Regions from separate parts of the Homo sapiens genome. Here region 2 is linked to region 1. The links are chromatin loops, found by intact Hi-C in ENCODE. Cell type or tissue: CD4-positive, alpha-beta T cell. All regions are shown on one strand. Links, peaks and the distances in the headings refer to the core of each region. The heading gives the core; the rest is flanking DNA. Region 1 has its middle 49 kb from the start of LINC02971. Region 2 has its middle 17 kb from the start of LINC01348.

Region 1 (15,214 bases), core at 3,246-11,245:
GGGACCACCCAGGGGAGCAGGTGAAGACACCTGTGGAGGGCTGTTGCCTTTGATCCAGGTGTTTGGCCTGAGGTCTCTACTGTAGGTCAGCAGGGTGAGTTGTGGGGAGGAGAGAAGAGGGAAAGTGGAGCCTATGAGGACACAGTGGCCATCTCTGTCCTCACCACATTGGTGCCCCCCACTACAGAGCTGCACCCACACCCGATCCAGCACTTGGACTGACCCAGGTGCAGGTGCACCTGAAGCTGAAGACGAGGATGCATGGAAGCCAGAGGTGATGCCAGGCCAGCTGTGGCTGATGGCATGGTGACCCAGCGGAGAGTGGCGATGCATAAGCCTTAGCGAGCCCCTCCTGTGAGCCCCTCCACCTCTGCCTCCCAGCTCTTGTACATATTTCTCCCTTAGCCGGTCCTAGCCATTTGTCCTCCAGTGAGAATGAGTCTGATAAATGCAGGATGAGTGGACATCTTTGTAAGTTCCCTTCAAGTCTCAGCTCACACGTCAAAGGACACGCTCCCTGGCCAGGCAGAGCCCCAGCCATGCACCCACCGTACCTCACGCTGCCCTGATCATGCATCCTTCATCTTATTGCAGCTCCTGGTTCTCTGTGGAATTGTGAGCCTTCCCCGGGAGGTCAGGGCCCAGTCTGTCCTGTTTACAGCTGTATCTCCAGGATCTAGTCCAGTGCCTGGTGCAGAGTCCTCACTCATAAAATAAGTGAGAAATGAAAGGATGGACCGCTGGCTCTGCTTTTCTGAACACCATCTTAAGGCTGCTTGGGCGATGACTGGTGCTTTTTGGTTCTCATGTTGAGGAATGGCTTTGTAGGCAGGATCTAGTGGATTAGACCTGCCCAAATCTAACCATCTTCAGTGGCGACTTTGTTTTGGGACAGAATTGTTGGAAGGAGGCAAGGTGAGGGTGGTGGTGGGACCCTCAATTCCATAGGCCGATCACTACTCGGGGACAGTCTGGCCTGGAAACCCCTAAAGGAGGCAAAGTGGGGGAGGTGGGGGGTGTCCTCAATTCCAAGGTACAAAAGGGCCAATCAATGTAAGTATGGCTTAAACAAGATGGGAGTTTATTTCTCCCACATAAACCAAGTCCAGAGGGAAGTGATCCACCAAGTCCTCAGGGGCCCAGATTCCCTAGATCCTCAGCTCTGTCCTTGTTAAAGTACCTGTCTACAAAGCCATTCCTCATCCTCGTGGTCGGAGATGGCGGCACCCACATTTCAGGCAGCAGGAAGGAAGAGGGGACAAAGAAGAAACGCCAAGTGCAGCCACAGGGCACTTCAGCTTACTTGCTGCTCCCTAGCCCTTACTACATGGCCACATCTGGTGGCAAAGGAGGCTGAGAAGGTGGTGTTTATTCTGGAAGGCCGTATGCCCAGGTAGAAATGCTGCTGCCATGGAGGAACAACAGAACGGCTTTGGCGGGCCACCTGCAAGCAGTGCCCCGCTGTGTTTTGGAGAAGGCCCTGCGGCTTCCTTCTCACTCCCTCTTTCATATGCAGAATGGGCAGGAGGAGATCGGAGGCCCCCCGGTCCTGTGTTCTCACACCAAGGAGGTGAGGATGATCAGCTTCAGCTTTTCCTAGAAACGGGGCAAGTTGGTAGCCACGTGTTGCCATCGGATTATTTGTACTGAAAGGCACGAGCTTGTCCATAATGCAAATATGAACGAGGAGGGAGTGGTTGGCATTTAAATACATTGGAAAAAAACTAAATGCAACAAAAACACAACTACCCAAAACCCAAGGGAAGTTTATTATGATTCAAAGGCCATGGTGAGAAGAGAGAGAAGCCTGTGTTTATATGGCCACGGGTTTATCATGGCCGATATGTGGCCATTTTTGCTGCATTGCAATTGAAGAGTGCATTTACTCTACGGTGGGAATCTTAAATCTCCTTTCCAAAGCATGGGTCTCCAGGGAGAGTGTCAAAGGCAGAGAACTGCTCCCAGAGGGCAGATTCGAAGCTACTTGTAGCCGAGTTTATTTTGTTTGATTAAGAAATGCCCAGCCGAACATTTCCTCCTGTTCTCATGCTTTTGGACTCGAGTTCGTAGAGAGTGAGTTTGCCTCTGGAGAGCACATCCAGGGAGATATGAACAAAGGATCCTCCCTGCCGCTTGTCCCTTTGCTGCCCTCTGTGGGGGGGTGATGGCTTTGGGGCCCAGGTGAATCACCCTAAATTCCAAGTGGTCAGCGAGGGGTTGGGTGAGGTGAGGTGTGGGAGAAGCGAATGTCGTTTGGTAAAGGAGGTGCAATGTGCCGTTGCCTCAGCCAAATTCCACTTGAAAAATGAAATGCTGCTGTTTACTCAAATCCTGGGGGCCTGGGCTATTTTTATTCCGGCCATTGCCACTGTTGCCTGGGAGCTGGCATGCACAAGTGTGTTGGGCATTGTGCTGGGCATTGGCAGGGTTGGGGCTTGTCTTAGTCCATTTTCTGTTGCTTATATCAGAATACCTGAATTTGGGTAATACATTCCTTTTTTTTAAAAAAAGGAATTTGTTTCTTATAGTTATGGAGGCTTGGAAGTCCCAGGTGGAGGGGCCGCATCTGGTGAGGGCCTTCTTGCTGCTGGGAACTCTCTGCAGAGGATGACGTGTGCAGGGCATCACATGGTAAGGGGCTGAACGTACTAGCTCAGGTCTCTCTTCCTGTTCTTAAAAAGCTACCAGTTTTACTCCCATGATAACCCAATAACCCACTAATCTATTAATCCATGAATAGATCAATTCATTCATGAGGGCAGAGCTTTCATGACCCAATCACCACTTAAAGGCCCCACCTCTCAACACTGCCACACTGGGCTTACATTCCAATATGAGTTTTGCAGGGGACAAACACTCAAACCATAGAAGGGCTTATTTTATTTTATTTTTTTTAGCTGTATCTCCTTCCCTCTGAGCCCTTATGCTCTTTGGCAGGTCAGAGAGGCAAACACAGGAATGTGATACAAGTCCTTCAACGAAGGGAATAAAATAAAATCATTAGCAACCACCATTAATTTTGTGCATACTATGCTCTAGGTCCTGAAGACACAGGTCTCAGTTCACCCTCTGACAACAACCACAAAAGGCAGAAATTGTTTTCTCACTTTGGAGATGAGGAGAACGAGGTGGTGGATAGAATGTGCCTTCTGGTCTGTGTATGATGGGATTGGGGGGTTGGGGTGGGACAGTCAAGAGGAGGAGCAGCCTAGTCCATTAACACTGTCAGTGGCATTTGTGCAGGAAAGGGAAGACGCTCCCCGTCAAAGGTGGGGGCTTTGAGGGCTGTGATGGGTGGAGGGCAGAGCGACATCCCAAACAGTGTCTCCTCCGCCTTCCACACACAAGGCAGCCCGGGGCAGCCCTCCGCCTTCCACACACAAGCCAGCCCGGGGCAGCCTCTCTACCCTTAGAAGCAGCCACAGTGCTTGACAAAGGCCCTCTAGCTGGCCCAGCCCCTGGTTTCCTGTGGTATTGTTTATGCCAAGACAATATTAGCACTTTAGCTTTGGGTTAGAATAAAGAATTCACCTTAGAGTGTGAGGTCTCCTTTCCTGAACGTTTCCCTTTGAGTTCACACCACCAGTTTAACCCTTCATCATTTAGATCTGTTACTTTTTTCATGTCTACTGGTTTCTTATGCTCTGGAGAGGAGGAGGCACACAGTCCCCAAATCCTGTGCCTGGTATAGCACCAACAGCAGAGAGCAACAAATTCTTATAGACCGATTGATAGATTTAATAATAAAAAAAGTTACTTCCTTACCTTGTGGTGTCATCTACAAAGCAGCATCTTTGTTTTTTTCTTTTTTTCAGTTTTAAGTTCCAAGATACATGTGCAGTAAGTGCAGGTTTGTTATATAGGTAAACATGTGCCATGGTGGTTTGCTGTACCCATCAACTCGTCACCTAGGTATTAAGCTCAGCATGCATTAGCTATCCTTTCTAATACTTTCCCTCCACCCCACTCTACCCCCAAACAGGCCCCAGTGTGTGCCGTTTCCCTCCCCATGTCCATGTGATCCCATTGTTCAGCTCTCACTCATAAGTGAGAACATGTGGTGTTTGGTTTTTCTGTCCCTGCGGTAGTTTGCTGAGGATAATGGCTTCCAGCTTCATCCATGTCCCTGCAAAGGATATGATCTCATTCTTTTTTATGGCTGCACAATATTCCACGGTGTATATGTACCACATTTTCTTTATCCAGTCTATTATCGATGGGCATTTGGGTTGATTCTGTGTCTTTGCTACTGTGAATAATGCTGCAGTGAACATACATGTGCATGCATCTTTGTAACAGAATTATTTCTATTCCCCTGGGTATATACCCAGCAATGGGGTTACTGGGTCAAATGGTATTTCTGGTTCTAGCTCTTAAAGCAGCATCTTTATTTCAATAATGATTTTTTTTCTCCTGTAGCTAAAAAATACATGAAACAGTACATCTTTTGCTTTTGCTGAGCTATTCATAGCCCCATGTATTTCCTACTACACCGGCCTGTGTATCTCCCATCCTAGGAAATAGATTCATGTAAGCTGTGGTTGCACTGAGCCACCACCACACAGACTCTACCCTGTTGCATCCACAGGTACAAACCAGTGAATACTCATTCATCAAATAATTATTTTTACATCTCCATGCATGAAATAGCTGGCAAGTTCTGTCCCAAGAAGCCTTTGTTTCAGGACTTTCCCACATTTTCTTCCAGATGTTTTCTTGTTTCAGTGAATCAAAATATTTCTAATGTGGCTACTATGTCCTACAAGCAATATCGAACATGTATAAATCATGGTCCCTGCCCTTAAGGAACTTACAATCCAGTTGCAACTTATAATCTGGTTGTGAGGCCAAAAATAATCAAGAGCACACAAAATAACCGAGAATCATAAAGACAATACAATATCAAGACCTCCGTTGCAAACTGCAGGTTGGAATCCACTGGTGGGTGGGTTGTAAAATCAGTTTAATGGGTCACAGTCAGCATTAAAAAAATAGCTAGAATAGTAGAGGTCAGAGTATATCCAATGTAGTAAGAATAAGGACTCTTTTGTGAAAATTTCGTTCTGTCTTATGTGTAAAGATAATCTGTTTCTGCCCAAGTGTGGTGGCTCACACCTATAATCCCAACATTTTGGGAGGCTGAGGCAGGAGGATTGCTTGAGGCCAGGAGTTCAAGACCAGCCTGGGCTACATAGCAAGACCCCATCTCTACAAAAAATTAAAAAATTAGCTGGGCATGGTGATGCCTGCCTGCAGTCCTCGCTATTCGAGAGGCTGAGGTGAAAGGATCGCCTGAGCCCAGGGGTTTGAGGCTGCAGTGAACTATGATTGCACAACTGTACTCCAGCTTGGGTGACAGCGTGAGACCCTGTCTCCTAAAAACAAAAACAAAAACAAAACCAGGATAATCTATTTCTTACTGTGGCTCATGGTGAAATGTTTGAAAACTTCTGATAGCAGGGCCTAGCTTGTGGAGGAATGCCATATGAAGGATTCTTACCTTGTGTTTGGGCCATGGACTCTTGAGAGACATTTGAAAGCTACTGGGAGTCTCTCCATTTCTGGCACACATATGCCCGGCATTGTGCACATGATCTTGGTAGATCTTGATGGACTTTGCAGCCTATTCACAGTCCTGGTTAAATCCCTCTGATCTGAACCAGGGAGAAAGAGGAGGCTGGAGGAGATAAAGGACTGATATCTCCCAGGGTCTTGGATTTCTGATGAGGAGCAAATGCCATCCATCTCCCATAGGAGATCAGTGAAGGCTTCCAAGGAAGGGAAGCTCACTATAAAATTCATATTTTAGAAAGATTGTCCTGGAAGCACTTAGAGGCCAGAAGTCCAACTTAGAGGCTATTGTCACAGGTATGTGAGTCATGGTGGAGCCCAGGTAGATAGGAGGGCACAACTGTGAGAAGTTTTTAGAATTAAAAAAATCACTGGACTTGGTATTTGTTTGGATATGGGGAGAAGTGAGGGAGGAGGAGTTTGGGGTAGCCCTTGGGTTTCTAGCTTTGAGTGGACAGTGGTGTTAATTGCTGAGTCTGGAATAAACCTATAAGGAGGTTTGTGGAAGAAAAGGAGGTTAGTTTTGTAGTTAAGGGATTGCATGGGTATATATCCAGTAGCCCAGTGTATCCTCCTAGCATTCTTTCTGCAAATAGAAGACTCTGTGACACTAGAGAGCAACTGTCAAGTTAGGGTGGGGTGGGGGGCCGAGAGGGCTGGAAGAGGAGGGGGCTTTGTACTTCGTTTGCCTTTGTGTTCTTTGGCCAACAGTTTGGTGATGGCCACAGGAGTCCCTGAAAGGCTCTGAGAGCTCTGTTCGCAATAGAAATGGGAGGCGAGGTGCATTGGGGTGAACTGGAACAGAGAGCGAATGATTCTTGAGATGAAGCTGGAGCCTCTGGAGGCAAGGGGCCTGCACACACAGACTGGCTTTGGAAATATAGGAGAAGGCGGCCTCGGAGGGTGCTGGGAGGAGACACGTAACAGCCACAGTGGAGAAGGCCCAGCAGGCAGCGGCGAGTGGCAGGGGACTGTGTGTGCACATCCAGCCCCACTTGGGTCTGCATTCGGTGGGTTTAACAGCCCCCCTCCATAAGCACCTGCCAGGAAGGGCCTTAACCTTAGCATCGTGTTCCCGGCCTGTGTCCTGACTGTGGCTTGCTGTGCTTCTGATGACCCAGCCACCGAGCTCTTGCTGATGGTCTGGCCCTGAGCCCTAGTGCTTGGTGCTGTCCATTGGTCCTGACCCCTTGCTTCCCCTCTATCCCCTGCCTATAGACCCACATTTGCTCTCATACCCTAGACTGAGTTTCCTCCAGTCTGTCTGGGTCACACCTTGTCTCATCCAGGGCCCTGCCTAGCCTGGGCTCCTGTGGCCTCATTTCTGCTGGATTCCATTGAGTCTACCAGCAGGAAACAGACCCAGGACCTCCAAGCCTGTTTCAGGCTCAGGAACCTGAACTAACGATGTCTGTTTCAGCTCTAGAGGAGAAGATTGCAGTCAGGAACTTAATGCTCTTTCACTCTTGATACGCACTACTATGAATCTGGGTTAGAGTCCAATTTGTATGTGATTATCTGGGTGAACTCCTTAACTGTTTGTAATACCACTAAGTATTTCCAGATGTTAGCACGACACGCATACTGTGCTGCTGTGATGGGGCATTAAGTGCTGAAAGTTTTTTTTTTTTTTTTTTTTTTAAGTAAGAAAAAACACATACAGGGAAATTAAATCTTCCACCATAAAGATCCTGCATTATTTGCCAACCACAAGAGTTTTTCCTGGGCCGGGACCTGTGTCTCCTCCCAGCACTTATTCCAGCTGCTCAGGCATTCTGTGATAAAGTTACTCATTAGCTCCAGATACTAGCATTACCAGAGTCCTGTTCAGCGGTTCAGTGATTTGGCACCCAGAAAAAAGCAAAGGCAATTTCCGAATTCTAGCAACCCCCCCAAATAGAACCAAATAATAGTCCTGACCTCATGAGGCTCTCATGAAACTTAAAGGAGACAAGGCGTAGAAAGCACCCAGCACAGAGTCTGGCATCTACCGAGGTCTCTGTCGAGACCGGCTCTCCCTCTCTTTTTTTTTAAAGAAGGCCATGAAATACCAGACCAACAGATTTTCACATCAGCTGGGACAGTGCCATTGAAGCCTGTGACATGGGTTTATCAGTAGTTGAGAAATTGATCAAGAAGATGCTATGCAGGAAAAGAAACAGTTAGAAAAAACAGGAGTTGTGGAGCTAGAAGACTTCGGTTTGAATCTTAGCTTTGTTTCTTCCTACCTTCTCAGGCTCAAGGTGTTTTTTTGTTTGTTTGTTTTTGTTTTTTTCCTGCATTTCTCAGGGCAATGGTTTCATTTTTCCTATGTAACTTTTTCTTTAAGATGAGAAACAGGTCTGATGTTCCAAAGCTCAAAGTTTCAAACGCTGGAATATACGGGTGTCCAGGGAGCAATGGAAACAGTGGTCACAGTGCTGGTCTGGGAATCTGAGTGCCTGATCCCACCAGAGGACTTTGGAAATGTATGGTTCTGTACTTAGGAAGCGGCCAGCCTTTCTGGAGATGGCTGTGATTCTGGGAGAAAACAGCTGAAGAAATATAATGGTTAGGTCAGGACCCACACCCAGGCCACCAGGCTGGCGAACCCCAAGGCCAAGTGTATCCTTTGCTGGAAAATGAATTCTCAGGGAGGAAGCATGTGGTTGGATGATGTTCCTTCTTGTCTTCCCAGCTTGTAGAATCAACCAGATGTTTTTCCACACAGAATGCTAGTTCTTTAAGACACAGGCTGGGTGACATGTTTCCTTAGAGTGACAATATTTCCTTATAGTGACATTTTCCTTGACTGGCTCCATGCAGAATAGGAGGATATAGAATAGGAGGAGAAGGTTTCTGCTGTGGCACCTGGAGTGGTACTTGGTGCACGCCAGGTGCTAGACAATGTGTGTGACAAGGATGCACGTGAAATGCCCCCCCCCGAGTGCCTCAGTGACTGCAGTAAAGTGGCCCTTGTCATGGTCCTCTTCCTCTTTCTGCATTCAGTCTTCATGCTGGGCGGCATGAAGAGAGAAACAAAAACCACCTTTCTTGCCAGGGTCTTAGTACCATTTTGCTGCTCTTATCTTTCAAGTAAGGGAGAACATCTAAGAAACTTATCACCGTATTCATTCTAGACTGTTAGGGATTTAACTCTTCACCTACTTCCCTGAGTGGTCTGGGCTGGAGGTTCAGAGCTAAGTGGGCTGGGTGTAAATCAGGATTCCGTCCCTCACTAGCTGTGAGGCTGTGGGTAATTCACTTCATCTCTCTGAGCCTTCATTTTCTCACCTGAAAATTGGGCATGCTAATACTTTTCCATCTCCTTCCCAGGGTTCACAGGATTAAATGAAATTATTAACACAAAGTTCTTGGCCTGGTAGGGGGCATGTACGTGGCCACCGTCCTGGTGCTGGACACTGGGGTAAGAGTTTGGAAGTTATTGGCTGGGCAAGGTGGCTCACGCCTGTAATCCTAGCACTTTGGGAGGCTGAGGCAGGTGGATCACGAGGTCAGGAGATTGAGACCATCTTGGCTAACACGGTGAAACACCGTCTCTACTAAAAATACAAAAAAAAATTTAGCTGGGCGTGGTGGCATGCGCCTGTAGTCCCATCTACTCGAGATGCTGAGGCAGGAGAATCGCTTGAACCCGGGAGGCAGAGGTTGCAGTGAACTGAGACCACCACTGCACTCCAGCCTGGGCAACAGAGCAAGACTCCATTTAAAAAAAAAAAGTTATTGACATGATTTTCTCTTTTGCCTTCCATCGTCTATAACCTTTATGCCAACTGGCTGGTGCTAGAGTAGAGAAAAAGATTAGGATTTGTTACAGAACAAAGCTCTCCACCATTTGTTTATCTCATTTCAAAACAGGGAGCTGATTGAAGGCAGCCTTAGAGCTTGTATTTTAGACAAGGAGTGATACAATGTTTAGCAGGGATGCACTAAGCCAGAGCCGGGGGAGTGGTCTTCCCTGGAGCAGGCAATAACAGGATGCATTTTCTGCAGATAATTTTAAAACAAGCGTAAAATCAACCAAATATTGAGTCTACTTTTTATTATCACCAAACACAAGCAGTGTTAGATAATACCTGTGATAAAAGTCATCTTGTGCAAAAAGTTATGCTCTAAATTCTGAACAATTGATACAGTTACTGTTGAGCTGTAATAAAATAGGGAGGTGTCTTAGCAGTTTCTAAATGTCTTCTTTAATAAGGAATTGTATTCTCTGCGGAAAGTAACGGGAAGTAATTTGGAGAACATTCAGGTATGCGGGTTGATTCTCCCAACACATGTATCCAGAACTATGTTTCATTTTGGGAGTGAATTTGTAATGAACTGGAAGCATTAATTCTGACTGTGGGTGTAGTTTATGTCTTCCATCCCTGGGTACAACACATTCCTTTACAAAATGGTATATCAATTTAATAGAATATGATTCAATTGCCAACAAAAATAAGGTAGATTTATACAAACTGATATATACTATAATAGAGTACCTATGGTACAATCTCCAATATATAGTGTTAAATGAAGTTAGAAACCTGCCGAACATTTAACAATATTTTAAAAGGTGATGTGTGTGCATGTATATGCGGGTAGACATACATACACACATATGCTTTGTACATGAACAGAATATTTTTCAAAAGACAGATAAAAATTTCTGTGGATTCAGAAGGAGGAATGATAGTTTGTAATTGTGAAGACAAAAATATAAACTTAAACTACTTCAATTCCGTCAGTCTGCATCACTGCTTGAAGATTTTGTTTATGTTAAAAATTTAACACAGTGAAGCAGAGTGTGAATTGCAAGGTGTAATATTTTTGTTTGGTGAGTACAAATTTTAGTTCATACGTAAAATATTTTTCTGTGTCTGAATAGTATTTTCAACGCTGGCATTTATTTTTCTTTCCAAATTTTTAATTGTTGATTTTAAAGATAAAGAAAACATCAAGAAAGTAATGGCCATGACTGATTATTATGTGATCTTTACGTGAATAGTTTTGTGGCATGCAGAGGTTGTTAAATGTTCTGCTCTGGGTGTCCGATTCGCTGTGTGCCACGGACTTTTAATCAAAATTTAAAAAATGCTTTTCAGGCATTCTTTTAATTTTATCCTCACCAGATTTGCTTGGAGGAACAATTTAATCAACATTTGCAAATCGGTCACCTTTGGGGTCATGCTAGAAGGCTTTGAGTGATTTCAGGAGCACCCACCTTATTAATCCTACCAATGTCATACGCAATCCCATTTCCAGCAGCAGCAAGGAGCTTCCTACTTACTGATACTGTGATTCCTAGAAAAATATTTTATTCTGTTTTTTAGACATGGGGCCTCGCTATGTTGCCCAGCCTGGAGTACAGTGGCTATTCACAGGCACGATCCCCTTATTGATGGACATGGGAGTTTTGACCTGTTCCGTTTCCGACCCGGGCGGGGTCTGTTCACCCACCTTAGACAAGCTGGTGGTCCCTGGCTCCCAGGAGGTCACCTTAGTGATGCTGAACCTAGTGTGGACACCTGATCAGCACAGCGCACCGCAGCCCAGAACTCCCGGGCTCAAGCGATCTTCCTGCTTCAGCCTCCAGAATAGCTGGGATTACAGGCATGCACCCCCATGCCCGGAAAAATTCCTTAGAGATGAAAGCCTAAACATGTAAATGCTGTTGAGGCAGCATCTTAGGCGGCTGGAAGCTCTGCCAAAGGAGCAGGGAACATCACTGCTGGGTGGCCCTCTCTGTTTGAGTGAGGGGAGAATCTGAGGAGCCCACCAGGGAAGTCAAGATCCCGAAGTAGGGCAGGGAGCTCTTCCCTGGTGGGAAAGTGGGTACGAGAAGAGGAAATCAGGAGTAAAGCCTCCAAGGACCTCTCTCATCTTCCTAAGGTAGATCCTATTTCTTCAAGTGGGCAGGACTGTGCTTTGGCCATGAAATTGAAGGCAGAGCCACTTCACACAATGTATGGCAGGTCTTTCTTCAGCCCCTTCCCTTGGTGAGTGGTGCATCTACGATTATAAAGGACCCCTTCCATCTACTTTCTGGAACTGTATTAGGAAAGGCATCGTCTTGTAGCAAGGCTTCCCAATGGATGGACTGAGGCCTGTGCCAAATGCATTTCAGCTGTGCCAAAATTCTGTGACTCCCACCTCCTTGGGGCCAGCAGCAGCCAGAAGTCCTGGGCCAATCACCTGCTTTGAACAGCAGCCTCCCATTTACCCCTGCGTGCCACAGAAATATTATTTTATACCTGTGCCATTTTGTGTAAAAGGTTGAGAAGAACTAACCCCAGGGGCAAAGACAATACTATACCTACTGTTTGGGAGAAATGAATCTGTTATGTGTAGATAAGAAAAAGGTGGTCTGACCTGTTTCATTACTTGGTGAAAATGATCTTTGGTGGTGCTATTGCTTCCAGATGAATTTGAGTGTTTTGCAACCTGGCATCCTGGGGGGTGTGTGTGTGGCTGGCTGAAAATGCATCCCCTTGTGATGTGAAGCTCAGCTGTTGTTCCCCAGCCTGGGTTGTCATACTGCCTTCTGCTACCCCACACACCTCTTCACTTTCTCTTGCTGTGAAGCACTCACAGATACAGCAGCTCGGTTCCCATGGCGGTCCTTTTTCTTCCAGAAACAAAGGAAGGGGGGACTTTGGTGCCCTGTGATGCATGCCACCTAAGGGATATAATAATAAGATTTTTCAGGCCCCTGTTTCTGGAGTGATGGCACCCCTGTGTTTGAGGGTGATGGTGACAGTTTACAGTTGTGTCGAATTGTGACCTATGAGTGAAATCCAATTCAGTATCTCCTTTTGGGGGATGTACAGCTGTTGATGAAACCATCTAGACTTCAGTCACAATCTGTTGAGGTTTCATATTCTCTTCTCATGTGTAATGAATAGAAGAGTGGAAGCTACAGCACCCGGGGTGGCTTGTCAGGTGCAGAAGGTCAACAAATGCTGATTGAATGGCTCCTGTGTCAGGCACCGAGCTACGTGCTGGGTACGCAAGACTTGTGAGAAAAGTTCCTACAAAGGCCAAACGAAATTTCTGTAAACAAAAGCTGAAGGTGTTCTGAAGTCATCTAAAGGTGGTTACTTAAAGGAAAACGGATACTGCCTGCCCTCCATGTTTGTGTGTGTGTGGCCTCATCCTCTTCATACTGAAGGGTCTACCTCTAACATATGCAGAGCCCAGGGCAGGAGTGCAGAGAAAGTCCCTCGTTTGCCCAAATATACAGAAATATCAATCAAGCTTACAAAGAGTTAGAAAAAATACAGTTTGTTCTCATACTTCAAAAATATGCATAAAGACAAAATTGAAAAATTAGGTAAAGCTATAGTTTTTACATGATCCAAAGTTAGCAGATATAAAAAACGACTGAATCAATTATTGCCATACAGGTTTAAATATTCTTTTGTTTTGTTTGAATGACTAACAAAATAAAGACTCATAATTTATAACGATCATATATTTACTTCCTTAATTTTTTTGCCTTAATTTCATCGTGATCACAGATTCTGTCATTACAATGAACATTTTTACATAATTTTGTTCTATTGATAGCAATGAGCTAAAGGATTTTAAAAATGTAAATGTATTTAAAGTATGCAAAATTTGAATATATTTTCATCAAAAATGAGAAAATACATGTGAAAACATCAAAGAGGCATTTTCTCATATCTATTTTCAAAGAAGTTATTTTTTCTTGTAACATTAACATGAAAAGTCAAACGCAAAATTACAAATTATAATTAATAAGTGTCAAAATGGTAAATAAAAATTCTTGAAATAAAACTGACTTTTAAATTTGATTTTCTGTAAATGAAACAAAATCTTATTAAATACTTTTGTAAGTCATACTTCACATTTCTAGCATTCAATTTCCATCCAGTTGCCAACCTAAAGAAGCTCTGTTTTACATCATGCATGGGTGCATGTAGATCGACGTAGATACTGGCTTAAGAATAACAGGAATTGTTAAACGTTGCACGATATTCCTCTGCTACCTTGTACCATTGTTGCAAATACCATGTTACTTCTTCAGTATCTCCAGGAACAGGAATCAGAGCAGGAAGAGAGGTGGGGAAATGGGTGAACCGCTCCACTGGGAAACGATTATTCGTTATGCAAGAATCTGTTCATTCATGGTATCCGAGGGAAAAGGTCATATGAATTTGTCTTTTCTCTCACCCATATTAGTCAGCAACTCAAATCATCTCCCACTCCAAAACACTGTCCTCTCCGACATCAGCAGCCACAGTGCAGTCCACAGACCTCCATGGCACCTGGAGGGAGCGGCTTTCCTTAGCCCTCCCCACAAAGACATAGGGCAAAAAATATGGGGAAGCCACGGAGAAGGGTTTCCTGGCTACAAGAGTGGATGTTTGGGATTATGAGTGCTGGATCCCAAGCGACTGAGGGACCTCCGTGAGCATTAATGAAATGACGTTTTTTTTTAGCCGGGCGCAGTGGTGGGCGCCTGTGATCCCAGCTACTCAGGAGGCTGAGGCAGGAGAATGGTGTGAACCCGGGAGGCGGAGCTTGCAGTGAGCCGAGATAGCACCACTGCAGTCTGGCCTGGGCGAAAGAGGGAAACTCCTTCTCAAAAAAAGAAAAAAGAAAAAAAAAAAAGAAATTACATTTTTTTGTTTGTTTGTTTGCATTTGTGACTGTGGCGCTGTCTAAACCATCTCAGGGGAGGAGTCCCTTTTGCCTGTGTCTCCTGAGAGTGCTGACTACTCATATAGAGCAAGACCCTGCTGAAGAATAACCACTCGAGGCTGTCTCTTTTTACCTCCTGGTAGCGACTTATCCTTGCTCCAGGGGTTCTGGATGAGGCATCCTTCTTAGACAGAAGGGTGCTTTTAAGAGGCATGGGCGGCTCCATGGGTCACTTCTGTTCCAGTTGGTTCCTGAAGTGGTGCAGAGTTGGAGTAAAGGCTGTGTGGTCAGTTGGCCCAGACTAAGAGTATCCTTTTGTAGTTGGCATAAGGTTGTAGCACGTGCAGGCCTGAAACAGCTGCAGTCATCTCTCTGGGAAGCTTCTGTCCAGGCACTGTCTCAGGCTGGATTGCACTCTGTGGGCCCTGTCCTGATTGGGTCTGACCTGTGTCTGACCCTGTCTTTGCTCTCACCGTGTTCCTGATCTCACTTATTTGCTGTATCTTCCCCCAGGCCCTGTGCTGCATCAGTTCCCCTCTACCTGCTCACTTCACCTGGTCCCCTGATTCTCTCCTGGCTGACTGTGGCCGCCCCAGTAGTATTTTTCCCCTTCCCCAAAGACATAGGACAAAAGATATGGAGAAGAGGTTTGAGTTTCTTGTCCCTGAGGGTCTGAAAATGAGACCCAGAATGTGATCGGCATTCCCATATAGAATGAGCATACAAACAAAAATTTTCAAAAAGTGAATGTGTGAGTCGATAAGGCCCATGCAGCATTTTCATGGTGTCCATGTTACAGAAGGGTCACCACTAAGATTTCTACAACCAGCGTGGCAAGATAAGGGCTGGCCCAGATCACCCTGGCAAAATCTCGCATTTTGAAAAAGTTGGAAGACTCTCACAAGGAAAACCCATGACTGTAACGACGCCCACGATTCATCGATCCCCTCCATAAGTTGAGCTTTGAGCCCGGTGAAATTAGGTATGTCTAAAA
Region 2 (15,214 bases), core at 3,606-11,605, 140 kb before region 1:
GAACCTTGCTGGAGCAGGTAGTTTCAGGAGAATGGCACTGAAGATGTTGGAGAGAGATTAGCATTTTTCAGCTCTCATCGCAGTGATTTGCGCTGCATTTTAGTGTGTATTCAGTTCCAACTCATTACCATAAAAAAAAAAACCCTCATACATTAAATTGCTAGGCAGGGGGAATCGACTTTGTTTAGGTAGATAGAGAGCCTGGGATGCTAGTGGACATTGCTGGAGAACTGGCCGTGAAAGTGTGTCCTCAGTTTCCTGATTTGTCATGGGAGGAACTTGGCCTCTCCAACCTCTAGAACCAGTCCAGCTGGCAACCTACTATTCTGTTTCCTTCCTTCCTTCCTTCCTTCCTTCCTTCCTTCCTTCCTTCCTTCCTTTTTATTTGAGATGGAGTCTTGCTCTGTCTCCCAGGCTGGAGTGCAGTGGCGTGATCTCAGCTCACAGCAACCTCCGCCTCCCGGGTTCAAGCAATTCTCCTGCCTCAACCTCCTGAGTAGCTGGGATTACAGGCGCATGCTACCATGCCCGGCTAATTTTTGTATTTTTTTTAGTACAGACGGGGTTTCACCATGTTGGCCAGGCTGGTCTCAAACTCCTGACCTTGTGATCCGCCTGCCTAGGCCTCCCAAAGTGCTGGGATTACAGGCGTGAGCCACTGCCCCAGGCCTGTTTGCTTTTATGAATTGGAGGACTGCCTGGGCCCAGGGAAGCCGCTATTCATCTGCCTAAGCTGTAGCTGTTGGATGACACAGGATCCTCATCTCAAGTTGCTTTGAGGACAAGACCACTTTCTTGGGCCCCTCTGCACGTGGGCAGTCCTTCCATGATGACAGCTGCCCTGTTATGGTGGGATTACTTTGGAGGGTGGATGTGGCCCAGGGAAGTGTGTATTCTCAGTGGGCAGGCCTTCTGTTTTGATCATTTTGTAGCCCAGCATCTAACACAAGGTGCTCGTGACTCAAGACCTTATGTAAAGAGGGAGGGATGAACACAAGGAAGAAAGTTCCCCAGAAATCCTTCCTTACACCTGAACCGATTCCTTCCTATATGTCCTCAGCTTGAGTCATTTTCTGTAGCTCCCTCTTATTTCCATCAGATACTTGGATACATTTTAAATTGTATCCCCCGAATATCAGTGAGAGAAATCACATCCATGATCTACACTGCATTGACCAGGCCATCCAGACAGAGAGCGGGGATGGCTTGTCTCCCAGGGCAGTGGTGCCACGTGCCAGCCTAGAGGTTTCGGTTTACCTGCATGCACCACGGTCCCTTGAGAATCTGTGCCCTTCCCCTCCTGGTAGGGGATGCTTGGAAAGGGTCAATCTGAGGCCCTTGCTTTCATGAAGGGCCTTGAGGCCCACAGCCAGGCTTCTAGAAATCTAGAATTGACCCTGGTTTCCAGAATGACCAGTTTGCATTTCCTTTATCTGCACAAAGAAGCGGATTTCTTGGGGGTCTTCTGGGTGTGAGCGTAGTGAGTGTGAATGCATCAAGGTGCCTAAAAATACAAGGACAGATGCCAAATATAAGCATTTTTACCTTGAAGCTGCCTTGAATTGAGTTTCGCAGGAAAAGTGTATTAAAATAATTCTTAAAAACTTGGAGCTCTTAAATGTTTCTATTTCTGGGGGGTGGGGGATGGGGATAACTGTCTCCACTGCCTGCCTGCCTTCTTTCCTTCTTTCCTTTTTTTCTCTTTCTCCTTTCTTCCTTCCTTCCTCCCTCCCTTCCTTCTCCTTCCTTCCTTTCTTTCCTCTTTCTTTCCTCTTTCTCTCTCTCTTTCTATCTTTCTTTCTTCTTTCTTTCTTTTCTTTCTTTCTCTTTCTTCTTTCTTTCTTTCTCTTTCTCTCTCTCCTTCCTTCCTTCTCTCTCTCTTTCTTTTTTTTATAAAGTATTTTAAAAATCAGCCTGGCCAACATGGTGAAACCCTGTCTCTATTAAAAATACAAAAATTAGCCGGGCATGGTGGCAGGTGCTTGTAATCCCAGCTACTCAGGAGGCTGAGGCAGGAGAATCGCTTGAACCTGGGAGGCGGAGGTTGCAGTGAGCTGAGATTGCGCCACTGCATTCCAGCCTGGGAGACAGAGCGAGACTCCATCCCCCCCCAAAAAAAAAATGTTAAATGCAGTTTCATTAGGAGACCCCTTAGAGCCGGATTGTGAGCACAAATGGAGGTGCTGGTTCCAACATGGAAGGGCAATTCCTGGTTATGAGGGTATCATCCAGACAACCCACAATAAACCGTAATTTTTTCGTACTACTAACAAAAGGCAAAGATAAAATGAAAAAAAAAATCCATGAGAAAGAATGTGGAGTGATCTGAGCATGTGCTTGAGAAGCAGCAGCACACGCTCTGAAAATCAGGACTGCATTTCTGGCTCTGTCTTGTAAGGGTATGTGGCTTTGGGCAAATTACTTGACTTTGTCAAGCCTCAGTTTCCTCATGAGGAGTAAAACCAGGATTATAATAGCATATCCCTCCTAGGCTTGCTGTGAGGAATAACTCAGAATTACATAAAGTGTGTCATAGAATGTCCTGTATGTAGGAAGCACCAAGGCATGGGCGGGAGATGAGATGCCCAGCCCTGAATGATCACAGGACCTCAAGCTGAAGAGGACCTCAGAGGCCATGTAAGCCAGCTTGATGGATAGACCTCAGGGGCCAGGAAGGCTCAGGGTCTGCCAGGGGGCCCAGAGAAAGCTGGCGGAGTTGCTGAAACCAAGCACCATGGCTCCACACTCTCCCCAGGTGGCACGAAGCAAGCCTCGTGTCTTCTCTTCATTACAGTCTGCCTCTTTGTGCAGGAAGATCACCTGTGTTTGAAATGCATTTTGCTAAATAGGCATCATAGAAATTCTGATGCTTTGGTGACTCCTCAAATTCAAGACCACCTCTGTAGCATATGACCCCCTCCAACAATGTAGGAAGACAAAACTGGCAGCTGTGAGACACGGTTTCCATGCCATGATGTGCGAATACAGGACCAATGTCATTTACACAACCCGCTTCTTTTTTTTTTTTTTTTTTAGACGGCGTCTCACTCTGTCACCAGGTTGAAGTGCAGTGGCGTGGTCTTGGCTCACTGCAACCTCTGCCTCCGGCTACACAACCCGCTTCTGACCTTCAGAGCTTGCTGGACTGCTTGCCTTCCTTCTCACTTCCACTGCCACCACCAGCAGCTAGCTTTCTTTTGGGGGCCATTTTTACACAGAAAAGCAAGTGTGTACCCCTTTATGCATATTACTGTGTTGCAAAAAGGACCAGAGTATAGCAAGGCTTTGGGGAGGGGAGGAGTCTGGGTGGTTAGTTAGGTTCACCCTCTAGTTGTGTGGCTTCCGTCTCCTGCCTGATTCCAGCGGGGCCACAGCTGAATGACAGACTCTCACACTTGTAGGTGACTGTCCGCAGAGCTTAGGTTATGCTGCAGTAATAAGCAAGCCCCAAATCTCAGTGGCTTAAAAAAGCAAAGGGTTTTTTTTACTGGTGATGTACATCTAGCGCAGGTCAGCAGGCGGCGCTGGTCATGGCAGGGACCCAGGTGGTTGGAGGTTCCATCTTGACTCATCCTTCCATGATTGCAGGGATGGCACTAAAGGGAAAGTGCTGAATCACACACTGGCTCTTAACACATCCACCTGTGAGTGACACCTATCACTTCTGCCAGCATCTCATGGCCAAGACTTGTCTCACGGCCACACCTTACTTTGAAGGGAACAGGGAAGTAAGTACATGCCTACCACATGCCCAACAAAAGAACAGAAGGGAAGAAGAAGTGGAATATTTGTTCGTTTATTTATTTATTTTTTGAGACAGGGTCTCACTTTGCTGTCCAGGGGCTGGAGTGCAGTGGCTTGATCATAACTAACTGCAGCCTCGAACTCCTGGGCTCAAGTGATCCTCCCATCTCAGCCTCTTGTGTAGCTAGGTCTACAGGTGCACACCGCCATGCCTGACTAATTTTTATACAATATTTTAATAGAGATGGGGTCTTGCTGTGTTGCCCAGCCTGGTCTTAAACTGTTTTTTTAATAGCTAGTCAGGTGTGGTTATTTTGGGAGACAATGTTAAATCAGCTTAACAATAACCTACAACACTTGGACCAACTATGTCTCAAATTTCTGACCTCAAGCAAGCCTCCTGTCTTGGACTCCCAAAGGGCTGGAATTATAGGCCTGAGTCACCACATCTGGCCATATTTATTCTTAAAAAACCCCTAACTCTTTATGAAATTTTAATTGATGCATAATAAAATATGCATATTTAAAGTCTACAGTTTGATAAGCTTGACACACACATATGCCCATGAAACCACCACCCCCACAATCACAATAATGAATATTCCATCACTGCTGGAAGTTTCTTTGGGATCCTTTGCCATCTCCACACCTGTGACATCCGTACTCCTCAATCCCCAGACAAACACTGATCTGCTTTCTGCTGCTGTATAGATTAGTTTGCATTTTCTAGAATTTGATATAAATGGAATCACACAGCATGTTCTCTTTTGGTCTGGCTTCTTTCACTCAGCATAATTATTTTGAGATTCATCCATGTAGAAGAGGAATATTTGTGATATCTACCACAGCAGACTTTTGGATTAATGGACTTTATTCTTTCCAATAAGTTAACTGATGTGGGTTGAATTCTGTCCCCCTCCACTCCCAATTCATATGTTGAAGTCTTAATCCCCTGTACCTAAAAACGTGACCCTGTTTGGAGATGGGATCTTTATTTTTATTTTATTTTATTTTATTTATATATGTATATTTTTGAGACGGAGTCTCACTCTGTCTCCCAGGCTGGAGTGCAGTGGTGTGATCTCAGCTCACGGCAACCTCTGTCTCCTGGGTTCAAGTGATTCTCCTGCCTCAGCCTCCTGAGTAGCTGGGGTTACAGGCGCATGCCACCATGCCTGGCTAATTTTTGTATTTTTAGTAGAGATGGGGTTTTGCCATGTTGGCCAGGCTGGTCTCAAACTCCTGACCTCAAGTGATGCACCCTCCTCGACCTCCCAAAGTGCTGAGATTACAGACGTGAGCCACCGCACCTGGCCTGGAGATGGGGTCTTTAAAGAGGTAACTAAGTTACAATGAGGTCGTGAGGGTAGGTCCTAATCCAACGTGATGGGTGTCCTTATAGGAAGGGGACATTTGGCCACAGGCGGCTGTGAAGGGAGAACTTCATGTGAACGTGTAGACCTGCACGCCGAGGAGGGGCCTGGAACAGATCCATCCTTCACAGCCTCGGAAGGAACCAACCTGCTGGCACCTCGATCTCAAATTCCTGCCTCCAGAACTGGGCGACAAGGCGTTTCTGTTGTTGAAGCCACCCAGGCTGTGGCACTTTGTTATGGCAGCCCTAGTGAAAGAATTCAGTCACTTTTATTTCCAAGGGAAGCCGAGTTAAATGAGCTCCCTCAAGAGATCTTCCTGCAATATTTGGGACGTGTCTGTGTGTGCGTGGACAGGGCCGTCTGCAGGCGGACCAGCATGCGGCGCTGGCAGGCACCTCCTGTGTCACCCTTCAGGCATCCAGGGAAGGAAGCAGATAAAATGAAGCTCTTCATGCCCCAAGTTCCATTTCTTCTTTGGAATGCTCGAAGGCTTCCCAGCTGTTCCGTGTTCAGGCCTGGCTTTCGAGAGGCTTCAGGCCGGAGGGGGGAAGGTGGCTGAAGCTGGTCCTCGGTCTCTTCGAGCCCCTCAAAGAACTCTCTGGGTGCATTAGAAACCATCCTTGTGCTGCTGGCAGCAGTTGCCATGCTGCTGAAGAATGGTGGCAAAGCCCAAATGGAAAAGGAGTCTTCTGTACTCGTGGCTTCCAACCCCAAAGAACAGAAAGCCAGGGCCCTCATTCTCCTCTGAACTGTTATCTGGATGGTTCACCAGGAGCACAGCTCCTGTGTTCCTCGCTCGCTCCCCCTGAAGGCCCTGAAGACCACATGATGTTGCCTGCCACTGTGGGAGTGACACGCTCCCCTGGTCTCAGCCTGGACGGGTCCTGACAGGTTCAGTGAGAGAACAAAGCGTCATTCTGAGGGTGAGGAATTTCACTCAGCAGCAAACATGTGTTGCGTGTCTGCTTTGTCTCAGACACCGTACGATATGCCGTTACATTTACTCCATTTCATCCTTGTGACAATCCTGTGAGATAGGAATTCCCATGTCCACCTAAGAGATGAGGAAACCGAGGCTCAGAGGGACAGGGAACATACAACTGGTGAGGGGCCAAGACGGTTCTAGAACATCCATCTTTTGGCATCAAGGAGAGTACATAGGAATCACCTAGCATGTTACTGGGAGGTCCAGACACTCAAATGTGAATTTGCTTCTCTCTCTAGAGAGCTACCAGATTTAGCAAATAAAAGGGCAAGACGTTTAGTTAAATTGGAATAGAATTTCATGTAAACAATGAATACTTTTTTTTTTTTTGAGACAGAGTCTCACTCTGTTGTCTAGGCTAGAGTTCAATGGCAGGATCAGAGTGCACTGCAGACTCCATCTCTTGGGCTCAAGTTATCCTCCCACCTCAGCCTCCCAAGTAGCTAGAACTACCAGGTGTGCACCACCATGCCCAGCTAATTATTTTATTTCTGTAGAGATGGGGTCTCACTATGTTGCCCAGGCTGGTCTCAAACCCCTGGCTTCAGCAATCCTCCCACGTTGGCCTCCCAAAGTGCTGGGATTATGGGTGTGAGCCACCATGCCTGGCCAACAAATATATATTTTTTGGGTATATGTTCCATGCAATATTTGGGATGTATTTATACAGAAAGGGTATTCATTGTTTATCTGAAGTTCACATTTAACTGGGTGTCTTGTGTTTATCTGGCAGTGCTGCTTCCAGGTGAAGCTTGTAGTTGGTTTAGTGCTGAAGGAGCCTTCATTTGCTGAGGCTGGGACTATATTCAGCTTTACTCATGAACTCTGCGGGCTCTCCAAAACTCTTTCTGAAATCAGCCTCACTATCCACAGTTGAGGTTACCAGGACTGTCAACCTGAGGAGAATCAGCTCTTCCACACTGAGCCCTGAAGATCACATGGCAGAGTGAGCTGGAGCGAGGTACCAGCAGACCTCTTAGGCGGGGCATGCACCCCCCGCAGTGTCCCATGTCCCCACTGTTCCCTGTGGCTATATCCATTCCACTTGACTTACTTTTACTCCTTGTCCAGGTCCTTGTGGCATTGTTCTTTCTTTTTTGAGACAGTCTCACTCTGTCACCCAGGTTGGACTGCAGTGGCACAATCTCGGCTCACTGCAACCTCCGCCTCCTGGGTTCAAGCGATTCTCCTGCCTCAGTCTCCTGAGCAGATGGGATTATAGGCGCCTGCCACCACGCCCGGATAATTTTTGTATTTTTAGTAGATACGGGGTTTCACCATGTTGGCCAGGCTGGTCTCAAACTCCTGACCTCAGGTGATCCACCCACCTCAGTCTCCCAGAGTGTTGGGATTACAGGCGTGAGCCACTGCGCCTGGCTGACATTGAGTTTTCAACTCTTCATCTACACCATATGTCAGAGCATTTCCTTCTTCTTGCAATGACAGCAAAAATACTGAGGCTTCAATTACTTACCCTCCTCTATTTCTGTTTTATTATCTCTCCCTGTCGCCATTTCCATGCACTGATGCCCACGCACAGGTTGTAGGAACCAACTAGTATGTTGCTGGGAGGTCCAGACACTCAAATGTGAACTTGCTTCTCTCCCTAGAGAGCTACCAGATTTAGCAAATAAACAGGCAAGATGCTCAGCTAAATTTGAATTGAATTTCATATAAACAATGAATACTTTTGTTTTCTTGAGATGGCGTTTTGCTCCGTTGTCCAGCTAGAGTGCAGTGGCGAGATGATGGCTCACTACAGCCTCCATCTCTGGGGCTCAAGTTAAGAGCCCTCCCCCATGGCTCAGCCTGCCCTGAGGCCAGTCCTCGTACATGGCACATGGCCGCCTTCAAGACATCTCCAAGAAGCCCTCGCTGAGAAGTCCCCTGGTGCACACACAAAATCACATTGCCATTTAGTTGAATTTCTTCATTGTATAGGTTAAGAAATGGAAAATGTGACTCTCAAGGATTATACACAACTAAAACTGTGTGAAACTGCAATGAGTACCCGGGCAATAGGGAAGTAGGAATTTCTCACCAACCCACGTGCCAGGATCCAGCCTCAACACTTGTGAGGATCCAGCCTCAACGCTCTGCACATCTCCAGTGTGGAACAGCACCATGCGCCTAATGAGTTCTTCTCTGACTGATTGATTGATTGATTACTAAAACACTCAGCGCTCCTGGCAAAGCAGTTCTCACTCTGTTGAACAAATTATCTTTATGCACTGCAGTCTCTTGAGCTTAGATGAAGGCAAGCTCACTGTAATCTTCAGATCATTTAGCAATGTCTTGGAATCACTGGATATGACAAAATATCCAGGCATGTGGAATAGGAAGGGGGAAGAAAAGCAGGACTTGGAGGGACTATGCTAGTGGATTTCAACTCTATATTTTCTAATCTGAACCAGGGGCAGGCAAACTACTGCCTTGTAGGCCAAATCTGGCCAGTGGCCTGTTTTATTACTGATTGATTGATTGACGGGGTCTTGTCTTGCTCTGTCACCCAGGCTGGAGTGCATTGGCTTGATCATTGCTCACTGCAGCCTCGAACTCTTGGACTCAAGCCATCCTCCCACCTCAGCTGCCCAAGTAGCTAGGACTACAGGCGTGCACTGCAACGCCTGGCTAAAAAATATATATATATATATATATATATATAATTATTATTTATTATTTTTTTTTTTTGTAGAAATGGCATCTTGCTGTGTTGCCCAGGCTGGTCTTTAACTCCTGGCCCCAAGCAATCCCTGACTTTATGGCACTTGCTCAGCCTGGTGTGACAGTGTCTGTCTCCTGGAGGCCAGGAGCCCCTGGCATGCAGCCAGCATGCCCCATTTATAATCGTAGCCCAGCACATGGAAGGGACCCAAGAGAATGACAGCAACGTTGGCTTTGCCATTTCAACCCTGAACCTCATTTTACTGTTCTATTCATATTATCTGGGGGACAAAATTTTCCCACATTCCTTTCTGTTGGTGCCACCATCTCTGTGCCTCCATGTGCTGCTGACCTGCCAAGCCCATGGCCAGCTCAGCACTCGGATTTTATTTGGTCTCTCGGTATGGGTTCCTTTATCAGCATTTCAAAAAGCTTTTGTGTTTTATCCATAATTGATTAAAGTTTGTAGCTGTGAATAAAAGATTGATTAAAAGCAACAACAGCAAAACAGCTCTTGTTTTTCTTCACCATCTGCCTTTCCCCAGAAGAGTCTCCCACCTCCAAGCAGACAGTCCTCGACGTGGATCCACACAACCTTACAAGTTTTCCTTAGACCCAAGAAAGGGAGGTGTGGGGAATGATCGTTACTTGCTGATACTTACTGATATTGCAATGCCAGCAATAAGAATACCATCTGGACTTTATCTGTGGTTGGTGTGTTTCATTTTGCATTTTATGTGATGGGTGCTGGGATTTGGACAGGCCAAAGCTCCCACCCTCGCGTTTCTCAGTGTACTGGGAAATGACATCACCTATGACAGGGCACTATGATTAGCAAGGGGAGGGGAGGGGCCAGACCTCAGCCCAGGAGTGGGGCTTGGGGCAGGCCCCTAGGGAGAAGCAGTGGCAGTAGCCAGAGCTGGGCTTGGTGTCCCGCTCAGACAAGTGGTGCAGCCAGCTGCAGGATTCACACTCACGTCCTCTGGTAGTAAGCTCTGCTCTCTGCCGGCCCTGACTTCAGAGCAGTGCTGAAGCCGGGCAGTCCTGAGGCACAGCCATATGTTTACAGCTTCTATTTTTTTATTTTTTTTAAGATGGAGTTTCACTCTTGTCGCCCAGACTGGAGTGCAATGGCATGATCTAGGCTCACTGCAGCCTCCGCCCCCCTGGGTTCAGGCCATTCTCCTGCCTCAGCCTCCTGAGTAGCTGGGATTACAGGTGCATGCCAACACGTCCAGCTAATATATTTTTTTTTTTTTAGAGACGGAGTCTTACTCTGTCGCCCAGGCTGGAGTGCAGTGGCGCGATCTCGGCTCACTGCAAGCTCTACCTCCCAGGTTCACGCCATTCTCCTGCCTCAGCCTCCAGAATAGCTGGGACTACAGGCGCCCGCCACTGTGCCTGGCTAATTTTTTTTTGTATTTTTAGTAGAGACGGGGTTTCACCGTGTTAGCCAGGATGGTCTCGATCTCCTGACCTCGTGATCCGCCCGCCTCGGACTCCCAAAGTGCTGGGATTACAGGCATGAGCCACCGCGCCCAGCCTAATTTTTGTATTTTTACTAGAGACGGAGTTTCGCCACGTTGGCCAGGCTGGTCTCGAATTCCTGACCTCAGGTGATCCACTCGCCTTGGCCTCCTAAAGTGCTAGGATTGCAGGCGTGAGCTACTGTACCTGGCTTTTTTTTTTTTTTTTTTTGAGACAAAGTCTCTCGCTCTGTTGCCCAGGCTGGAATGCAGTGGTGTGATCTCGGCTGACTGCAACACCGTCTCCTGGGTTTAAGCAAATCTCCTGCCTCGGCCTCCCGAGTAGCTGGGATCACAAGCACCCGCCACCACACCTAATTTTTGTACTTTTAGTAGAGACAGGGTTTCACCATGTTGGCCAGTCTGGTCTTGAACTGCTGACCTCAAGTGATCCGCCCGCCTCGGCCTCCCAAAGCGCTGGGATTACAGGCATGAGCCGCTGCACCCAGCCACATATTCACAGCTTCTATTTGAAGGATCTCAAAACCACAGGGAGTGCAGCAGTGCACACCAGCCCTCTCCCCCACCTCCCTTTCCCCACACTCACATTCCTTCCCTTATGCCCCAATCACTGGCTTAGTCAGAAAGACCATTTTAACCTGAGAGTAAACGAAGGAAAGGGATACACAGTCTACTGGCTTCTGTCGCCTCACATTTTAATAGAGGCTTCAAGCAACAATTACCTATGGGATATGTCTGAGAGGCACTACAGAAAGGGGCAGAATTATCTACCAGCTTGATAAATGATACATCTCTCAGGACTTTTGGAGGAGAACCAGCTCCATGCTGCAGGAGCCGTGTGGAGCTGGGCTTTACTGCCAGGGCCTTGTCCTGGATGCTGGAAGGAACCAGAAGATTCAAAGTAGAGTCAGGGTCCTGGCCACCAGTGCAAGGCAGGCCACATGACCATCGACACTGCCACCATTGCCACCAGCCCCAGTGCAGCCCTGGGAAGGAGCTTGTTTTCTCCTCCTGGGGGACTGCTGCTCTGGTAGGAGACCAGAGGCAAGAGGAGTCCATTCCGGGCTGTGGGGTACCTGCCCTGTCTCCCTCACAGAGTGCCGTAAAACAAAGCAGCATCATGCATAAGCCCATGTTTCCAGCAGTTTATCAGAGCCTCAGATGTGTGGTGTAGATCCCATCGCCTTGAGGCTCAGGAGAACCAGCAAGCGTGTAGTGCCCTGGGCGGGGTCCCAGCTGACCATGATCCCCATCTCTGGCATCTTTTTTATGGGTCTCCCCTTGTTTTTTTTTTTTTTTCAGACAGAGTCTCGCTCTTGTCGCCCAGGCTGGAGTGTAGTGGCGCGATCTTGGCTCACTGCAACCTCCGCCTCCTGGGTTCAAGCGATTCTCCTGCCTCAGCCTCCTGAGTAGCTGGAATTATAGGCACCCACCACCACCACGCCCAGCTAATTTTTGTACTTTTAGTAGAGATAGGTTTTGCCATGTTGGCCAAGCTGGTCTTGAACTCCTGATCTCAGGTGATCTGCCTGCCTCGGCCTCCCAAAATGCTGGGATTACAGGCATGAGCCACCGCACCAGGCCTGGTGTTTTTTTTTTTTTTTTTTTTTTTTTGGAGACAGAGTCTCACTCTGTCACCTAAGCCAGAGTGCAATGGCATGATGTCGGCTCACTGCAACCTCCGCTTCCTGGGTTCAAGCGATTCTTGTGTTTCAGCCTCCCAAGTAGCTGGGACTAAAGACATGAGCCACCACGCCCAGCTAATTTTTTTGTATTTTTAGTAGAGGCAGGGTTTTCGTCATGTTGACCAGGCCAGTCTTGAACTCCTGACTTCAGGCGATCCGCCCGCCTTGGCCTCCCAAAGTGCTGGGATTACAGGGGTGAGCCACTGCGCCCGGCTGCCCTTGGTTTTAATGTGGACGCCTTGTGCTTTTTGCTCAGTATTCCTGGCCCCGGTGATCACAGGGGTTGTGAATTATGGATACAGCAGCAACTGTTTTTAATCTCCCATGAAACAAAACCAGTGTGTCTTCTGCCCCGGAGGCCGCGGGTGAGGAAGGGATGGCAGCTGCTGCGATATGGCTGCCTCGGGCTGACGTCAATGCGAGTCATTCCAGGCCAAAGACTCCACTCAGGAAGCTTAAAAGTGATACTGAAAACAGATTTGCATGTTTTCCTTTCACGGGAACTTGGCTCCTCTCAGTTCCACTGAAGATGTTTTCACCAGCCTGTGTGCAACCGGTGTGTGGAACGAGCACAGCTTGCAATGCAATTGGAAGGCGACTTTAGCTTTTGTCCTGTGCTGCCCCTCTGAAGTTTATTCAGCCGGATTCATGTTCCCAGACCCTGGCAGGCTTGGACTTTTCTGCTCCTCTTAGGAAATAGTCTGTCTGATGGTTGCTTTAAATGGAAACAAAACAAAACAAAACAAAACAAACAAAAAAAACCAGTCTCCATTTGGAATTTCAATGTCCAGGCCAAGATATTAGTCAAAACTTCAAACCATTCTTCTTGCTCCAGCTGAGGCTGCTTAGGGCTGGAAGTCTGCATGGGAAAGGGATGAGGCTGGCTTCTGTCCTTTCCTGTGGCTCCTTGTGCCCCTTCTCCCAAGGTTGGAGCTGGGTGAGGGGTTTTAGGGCCCAGGACAGCTCTCACCCGAGTAGGTGCATGGGCAGCTTGCTGTGCATCCTTTGGGTCTGGCTGTGGTTGAAAGCTGCCCTCTCTCCTGCCGGGGCTCCCATGTGGGTCTGCACTTCCTGGAGTCTCTTATTGGTGATCATTTGAGACTCTTTGCTTTGGTCCCTTGGGTTTACCTCGAGCTTTTTGCTGCTAGGGTTTCTGCCCCTCCAGGTGGTCTTATAGGTCAGGCCCCTAGCAGACCTCATGCTGGTTACCTCTCTGTGTGGCTTCAGCTGGTTCTGACCCTCTTGTGTGGCTTGCCCCCGCAAGCTCTGGGAGGGAGGCCAACCCCAACCCACTGCATGCTCCTGGTTCTGGCATCAAAGCAGGCAGGGCCAGACATGGTGGCTCACTCCTGTAAACCCAGCACTTCGGGAAGCTGAGGAGGGAGGATCACTTGAGGCCGAGAGTTCAAGATCAGCAACATAGTGAGACCCCATGTCATTACAAAAATAAATATTATTATTTTTGAGACGGAGTCTCACTCTGTTGCCCAGGCTGGAGTACAGCGGTGCGATCTCAGCTCACTGCAACCTCCACCTCCTGGGTTCAAGCAATCCTCTTACCTCAGCCTCCTGAGTAGCTGGGATTACAGGCATACGCCACCATGCCCAGCTAATTTTTGTACTTTTAGTGGAGATGGGGTTTTGCCATGTTGGCCAGGCTGGTCTTGAACTCCTGACCTCAAGTGATCAGCCTGCCTCTGCCTCCCAAAGTGCTGAGATTACAGCCTTGAGCCACTGTGCCCAGTCCACACACACAAAAATTTATTTAAAAAAACCAGGCAGGACCAGGTGTGGTGGCTCATGCCCAAAATCCCAGCACTTTGGGAGGCTGAGGCTTGTGGATCACCTAAGGTCAGGATTTCGAGACCAGCGTGATCAACATGGTGAAACTCCATCTCTACTAAAATACAATATTAGCTGGGTGTGGTGGCACATGCCTGTAATCCCAACTACTTGGGAGGCTGAGGCAGGAGAATTGCTCGAACCCAGGAGGCTGAGGCAGGAGAATTGCCTGAACCCAGGAGGCAGAGGTTGCAGTGAGCCGAGATTGTGCCATTGCACTCCAGCATGGGCAACAAGAGTGAAACTCTGTCTCATAAATAAATAAATAAATAAATAAAATAATTTAAAAAGCAGGCAGTAGTCATCCTGTACATTAGTTCCCTGTGGTTCTCTAACAAATTACGACAAATTACGATGCTTAACACAGAAATTTATTCTTTCACAGTCCTGGAGGACGGAAGTCTAAAACCACGATCAGGGGGCTGAAATCAAGGTGTGGGCACAGCCCTGCTCCTTCCGCGGCTGTCGAGAGAATCCCCAGCTTGCTGATTCCGGCTCGTGGTGTCTGCCGACAACCTTTGGCCTGTGGCCGCATCACTCAGTCCCCACCTCTGCGTCACATCACCGTCTCCTCTGCATTGGGCAAACCTCCCTTTACCCCTCTCTTGTAGGGAAATGGCTAACTGCATTTAGGGTTCATGTAATCTCATTTAGGGCTAATCCCGGATAATCTCCCCATCCAGAGATCCTTCATTTAATCACATTGGCAAAGACCCTCTTTCCAAATAAGGCCACATTTATAGGCTCCAGGGGTTAGGCCTGACACGGTTGGGGCTTTCATCAGCCTCCTGCAGCCTGACACCCACCGTCTGGATTTCCTGGATGGTAAGGGCTCTGGCCTTCTCTGCCATCAGTGAGAGGGAATCCCAGGGTGAGCTCTCTGAGAAGCTTTGTGGAAACCCACGAATTTGAGGTGAGGGGAGGCCCCCACTTCCCTTCAGGAAGCACAGCTTTCTCCACAGAGACACCCCTCAGGCAATCTTCTCTTCAAAATCATGTCTCTCAACTGGCCCACTCTTTATATTTTTTGGTGGGGATGGTGAGAAGGCTCACAGGTTGTGGATCAGGTTCTAGACTATTTCCCGTCCCATTGAAAGTAGCTTGGAACCCAAAGCATCACTTTGAACACTCTGCTACCTTTGCTGTGGAGTTCATAGTGGTTGATGCTGTCCAGGGCTGTGTGGGCTCTAAGGCTGTGCAAACTGTGAGGGCTGAAATCTGCCTGATGAGCCTGGTGCCCCAGCCACGGGGTGCCTCATTTGTGGGGAGCATGGGCCCCTCTTGTGAGCAGAGGGGCTGCCTGTGGTTCCCTCTGGGCTCTACCCTGGACGCTGATCTCGTCCCCTTCTCACACAGCCCAAGGACCTGCCAGTGGGTGGCTGGTGATGGAGATGCTGCAACGTGACCACGGAATGCTAGTGATGAATGATG

The links. A loop is a pair of places that touch in the nucleus more often than their neighbours do. Peaks named below come from ENCODE experiments on the same cell type or tissue, not always from the same donor. Only the 100,000 strongest peaks of a DNase experiment are listed, where the experiment ranks them.
Region 2: it touches region 1 in a loop (2.0-fold over the local background); 2 of 110 quality-filtered maps call a loop at or near these places.

Annotation. Positions count from the first base shown.
Region 1 is chr1:234,900,159-234,915,372 of GRCh38, reverse strand. It overlaps the pseudogene RN7SL668P. Among named protein-coding and RNA genes, the nearest start is that of LINC02971, 49 kb to the left of the region's middle. RefSeq lists enhancers at 909-1,653, 1,654-2,399. In CD4-positive, alpha-beta T cell, for the core only: no CTCF peak of the experiment used is centred there; a DNase peak (open chromatin) is centred at 3,432; H3K27ac peaks cover 805 bases.
Region 2 is chr1:235,045,464-235,060,677 of GRCh38, reverse strand. No RefSeq gene overlaps it. Among named protein-coding and RNA genes, the nearest start is that of LINC01348, 17 kb to the left of the region's middle. RefSeq lists enhancers at 4,921-5,420, 9,615-9,684, 12,242-12,536, 13,250-13,299. In CD4-positive, alpha-beta T cell, for the core only: no CTCF peak of the experiment used is centred there; a DNase peak (open chromatin) is centred at 8,147.